2 separate regions of the Homo sapiens genome follow, and region 1 is linked to region 2. The links are chromatin loops, found by intact Hi-C in ENCODE. Cell type or tissue: PC-3. All regions are shown on one strand. Links, peaks and the distances in the headings refer to the core of each region. The heading gives the core; the rest is flanking DNA.

Evidence for each region. Hi-C counts contacts between places; a loop is a spot of excess contacts. Peaks named below come from ENCODE experiments on the same cell type or tissue, not always from the same donor. Only the 100,000 strongest peaks of a DNase experiment are listed, where the experiment ranks them.
Region 1: a loop joins it to region 2, with 2.5 times the contacts of the local background. A loop is called at or near these places in 11 of 110 quality-filtered maps.

Annotation. Positions count from the first base shown.
Region 1 is chr4:111,473,768-111,476,698 of GRCh38, reverse strand. No RefSeq gene overlaps it. Among named protein-coding and RNA genes, the nearest start is that of MIR297, 610 kb to the right of the region's middle. In PC-3, for the core only: a CTCF peak has its summit at 1,510 (motif pointing right); no DNase peak of the experiment used is centred there; H3K27ac peaks cover 465 bases.
Region 2 is chr4:111,281,661-111,284,591 of GRCh38, reverse strand. No RefSeq gene overlaps it. Among named protein-coding and RNA genes, the nearest start is that of MIR297, 420 kb to the right of the region's middle. In PC-3, for the core only: a CTCF peak has its summit at 1,331 (motif pointing right); no DNase peak of the experiment used is centred there; H3K27me3 peaks cover 395 bases.

The sequences.
Region 1 (2,931 bases), core at 172-2,671, 190 kb before region 2:
TTTTATACCTGGAGCATAAAATTACTTTTATAATCAGAAAATAAGCTTTTTTTTCTCAAGAAAGAGAAGAAATGAATGTGACTGTCATTGTAGACTAATTCTAAACTTATGTGAACAGAGAAAGTAAGAATTGAGGAGATTTGAAGAGTTAAGAGTTTGAAGCAAAAATTTAGAGGTATATAAAAAGATAGACTACATATTTGTGGAGCAAGAAAGATGAGAAGTTTAGCTTAGATTTGCAGTTGAGTTTTTCTCAAAGACTTCTCCCTAGAGCATAACTTAAATGGAGAGAAAGCATGATTGGTTCTAATAAGATAATGAAATTTATAAAGTCTTATCTACTCCTTTTTTTAATGCTATAACACTAGACACATGGGCACACTCATGAGCTCATAAGAGACCTTAAGCAGCAAAGAAAAATACAGAGCCCTACCCACAATATAGTTTCAAATGGTGTTAAAACAAAACAAAATAAATAAAGTAAAATAAAAAATATTTTTTAACTAACTTCATCCTTTTGGGGGGATATCATATATTGAATTATTAGGGGAAAACATTCTGCCTTTGCTTTGCTAAAGCCTTGACAAGTATTTAGTAATCAAAACTACAATAACTTTGTGTTCTTTCCACAACCAAAATTTCTCTTACATGATTCACTTATTAGCATTAAGGTTTAAGTAACTGAACAAATAATAATTAAACTATGACTTACCACAGGTAATGTCAATTAACAATATTTAATATCTTAGATTAGCTTGAGTCATTGGTCAATGGGGAGTAATCTTGGAGAAGCTAAAGTTTTCTCATCATGACTGTGTTTTGGCCTAAAACTTATAAGCCACACAGAGCAAGCAGTACCTCCCCCACCCCTTCCCTTTTCGTGTTGATATGAAGCCACTGAAGTTTATGGATTCCTTCTGAAAAGAATCATCAAAGCCATTCCAAAGATAGAAAAGTGGGGGGCAGTGATTGAGGGCTGACATAAAATAACTACAGCTATTCTCTGTTCCATGGGGCTGCTTCTGACTCTCCTCTCAGGCTGAATGTTTTTAAACTTTCATCCTGCCCATATTGTTTTTGATGGATGTTCAGCCAACATTCATGTCTTCTGCTAAGTATAGGACCCTTGTGCAATTTACTTAATCTTTGTAAAACAATTAGATGAAATTTATTAAATTGTTCATTTAATCCTTCTACAGACTTTTATTTAGTGCTAAGTGCAAGGCACTGCACCAAGAGATGAGGTTATAAAGATAAATAGAACAAATCTCTGCCCTCATGGAGTTTACGGTCCAGTAGCACATGATTTAAAAAATATTTATATTCTACCACCTATTGTTTCATTACCTTGTCTTCAAATATTTTAGAGAAGGTAGGGAGGCAAGTGAGGCACACATTGGAATTTCCCACGGATCTCATCCTCTCTTGTCAGAGTTCTTTACCTGATATCTGGGAATAACGAAAGCCAGGTCTGGCCAAAAGAGAGCTCTGTCCGCCTCCAGGGGTCAGTCTCTCCTTGAGAATCCTTCCGAGAATTGCCTAAAGCCATTTCCAAGGATTGCAGATGTTCAAGTAGGAAGAAGCCTTCAAAAATTTTACTTGCATAGAGAAACCAGTTCTAAGTTTTCTTTCAGATCTGAATTGGATCTCAAGCAAGTACTTTCCTTTGATTGAGGTAGAGGGGCTTTTGAAGGCGTGTGTGATTTCTATGTTTACATGCACTTTCATATGTCTTTGAAACCTAGAAAAAGATATTTGCCTTAGGCCACTAAGGGAGTGAATATCACAAAAGGGATTAGAATGCTGTACTTTAAAACATCAGGTCTTGTATTGGGTTATTAGATCATACTTTTAATTCAAATAACATCACATATGTCCAATTCAAGTCAGAATCATGAAGGCGTATGACTGAAGGGGGAAAAATAATTGTCTTTAATGTAAACTGAATCTATTAGTATGGATTGAGAGATAACTGCAAGCATGTACACTCAATGTGGTAACATTCCAGCCCTACTAAGATACTGCTCAACAGTCACAGGTGTGTGCCTTCTAAGAGGTGCCTACTGATTAGAAACCCCTTCCTTCATTCTACCTTGTTCTGGAAACTCATTTAGCAATTAGCAAAATGAAAGCATTCTCTTTCTGGAATTTTGACTTCAGAAGAGGGAATTTAATTTACAAAACTGCCTGCAACTAATTAAAATGAGTAGTCACTGTTGGTTTGAAATGGATTACCTCTGGGAAAATCACACTTCAGATTGTCAAAAGAGGGTTTATATCCTGATTCTGAAAAAACATCTCTCCATTGTTCAGTAGACTGATGCTCTTTCAAATTAATGGAATCTGAAACCTGAAGCCACACACAGAAGATGATTGATACTGGAAGGTTAGTTTCATACAGAGATGTTTTACTTCAGAATATTTTAAGGCTCTTATTTCTTATTCCATTCTCTCCCCAAGTCTTTTGATTTTGAAAAATTATTTTCATTGTGTAATTGTGTATTAATTAATTAATTAAATTGTGTAATAGTCAATGAAATGAAATTCTGTTTTATATTTAAATTAGTTCCAGATGTAAAATATTTTTTAGCTCACCAAATATTTATGTGTACTGAACATTTTCACGAAGACTCTACACACTTAATCAATTTTGTGTTAGTTTCAACCTGATATTACTGTGTGTGTCATAATCAGAGGATGCACAGCAATAATGCTCCCAGGTTTCAAGCAAATCTCTATATGCCTGAATGCTATAGTATTTTAAAGCAAACAATTTCATTTAATTTGGAATTTCATTTTTATGACATGGAAATATTCTATGGACTCCATTTTCTTTCATTAACTAACTTGAATTAATTTAGTCTAATTATAGTAAAATAGGCCTATTACCATTATCTTCAGAGAGTTGATAACAAGAAGTGTTCACAACAT
Region 2 (2,931 bases), core at 138-2,637:
GAATAACACAAAGGCCCTAAGTGCCCTATTCACAATAAACCACCCATTTTACACTTTAATATTTTATAGTATTGGTTGTTATTGCTTTAGATAATCAATATCTATTTATATAAATCTCAAGTTTCATCAGTTTTATTACTCACGAAGGCTTTTCATATCCTGCTCCTTCTTTCTAGGAGTTTTCTCCCTCCTGAGGTATACCTTTTAGTTTTACTTCTAATAAATGTTGGAGAGTAGTATGTTCTCTTTTTCCCAGATTCAAAATAATTTTATTTTGCTCTTACTCTTGAATAATAGTTCAGATTGGCTGAGTATGCTAAGAGTTGTTTCCCTTTTTAGCACTTGGAAAATCCGATTATTATTAAAATTTTTCAGTGTTGTTTTGCTGCTGAGAATTCTGCTGCTATTCTAATTGTCATCCCTTTGTAGTTTATCTCTCTTTCTTCTGTTCCCTTTAAAAACCTATTTGTTTTTAATGTTCTGCAAACATGTATGTCACAGATGGGGATTTACTTATATCTATCCAATACTAGTCTTATTGTCCTTTTTGAATCGATGACTGATGAATCCAATGTCTTTAGTAAATTTTGGAAAGTTAACAGTCATTTTCAAATATTGTCTCTTCCCTTTTATTGCTGTTTTTTCTGTTCTCTGATACTAGCAGTATTACGTGTACTATCTTTTTTGTACCACTAGTATCAGTATTATTTTATCCCCCTTTTCTTCTATACTCCCTTTTAAACTTTCCCTTTATCTCTCTTTGCTACAATGTCAGTTGCCTTCTCAAATCACTCATTCGTTTTCCTAATTCATTCTTCAGATGGTTCTGATCCCTTGTTAAGCATTTTCATTAGTATTTCTATGTCACTGAGTAACATGTTTTATTTCTAGAAGTTCTGTTTCCTCTCTCCACCCAAATCTTTTTCATAATGTCTCCATTTTTTTAAGGAAATCTTTTATATCTATCCTAAATTATGTAAGACATTTCCAGAACAATTTTACTTTGCTTCTGCCGGGCATCACTATCCAGAGACCATTTCTTGAGTATTTTTGTACATGTTTTAATTTGGAACCATGTGGTAGTGTAAAATCAAAGAATGTGGGGGTATAAATTCTCATTGGAGAACTTTTTCCGTCACCATAATCTGTTATAATTTTCCTTTTTAGTACACTGGCCATATATTTTCTAGCCCTCCTTTTCAGTGTCTTTGCAGCCGCTTGATGCTCTGAATTTTATGCAGTTTTCAGTTACATTTTCTTATGCCGCGGCAACTCCTTGGCTGAGTATGAAAATCCAAGGCTCTTTCTCATTGAAAACGCTGCATATCCCTACCCCACCACCAGGCGGCAGCATTAACATCAGCTCAAGTGCTTGTATTTGGATTGCAGTTTCTTCAAAATTTGGAATGAGGATATTTTGCTTTCCATAGCTCAGGTATATGATTAAAATAAATCAAATATATATTTCATTCACTTTACATATTTAAATTGAGATAAATATATCTTATGTAAGCCTGCTGTTTTTGTTTTTTATTGCTTGTTTTGTATTAGTTTTTCCCAGGGATTTTCCCTATTTAGGTGTTGTGCTCATGGGTGCTACACACATATGCACATCCAGCTCACTAGAAATTCATTTCGGATGAATACATGTGTCAGAAATTGACCTCAGAAAGGGGACACACACCTCCTGTTCCAGAGAGGCAGAAAGAGGCTTTTTACCTTCAACAATTGGCATGAATAACAAGGGTGTATTATGGTTACCTTCAGAACAGAGAATCAGTCAATCAGCCCACACATTTATTGAGTGTTCAACTTCAAATAAATCCCAACTTTAGAAACAGTGTTCATGAATTCCTAATACATCACTCTTCTTGTAATTTGTATATAAATTTATAGGCTAAAAGATTTTTTACAAATGATATTTTCTCATGAATATGGTCATTGTTTTTCCCTTAATGTGTCTGAACTTATATGGTGTTTATCAAAGAGATCACATTCACAGTAATATGTTTTTGATTTTTAAACTCTTATTTGTAAATGGAAAATCAGAAAATATTTAGCCTAAAGCACAGTCTTTTGGTGGTAAGTTGTATTATTTTATCTTAATCCAGAAAAATATAAAGCCCAGTATGCAGCATAGGTTATACTGAAAATATAAATAGCTTTTAGAATAACTGCTAACAAGCAAATTAGCTACAGAATGGAATGGCAGCAGATCAATAATGACAGTAAAACTACAGAGTTCTTGCTGATCTCATATTTTCTGTGAATGCAAACTGTAAAAGAGGTCCCCAAAGGCCTCCAACAATAACCTACAAAGAATGAGACACAAAGGGTATTGAGCATAAAGATAGTTCAATTTCCCAAGACGGCCAGCTCTTGTCACATCAAACCACCTATTAGTCACAAACTCATACAACTAAGAATTCTCTGGCCTCCTGAGATTGCCTGTCATCTTGAAGGAGATAATACCAATGAAAGGCACCAGCTTCTTCTGTAACATGTTTAGTTTAGTGTTTTCAATACATCAAGCTATTTATGATGTTGCTATCACATATAAATAAGGCTCTATATTTTTAGATTGGAAAATGACACTAAGGTACTGGTAAATGGAAAAGAAAAGGTAAACAAAATAAATGTGAAAATAATGTAACATGCCAAAGCCAAAAAGCATCCTTATATTATTTCATATATCTTTATATTATTTAGAATTACCTCCAAAAGGTATTAATCAAAAAATAAGATAAAATCTGTCAGAAATTTAAAAGTTTAGAATGTATAAAGTAACTAAAAAGTAGTCTAATCCTCTTGTTTAACAGCATAATACATGAGGTTCCTGTAGTCCCAGCTACTTGGGAGGCTGAGGCAGGAGAATCGCTTGAACTCAGGAGGCGGAGGTTGTGGTGAGCCAAGATCACGCCACTGCACTCC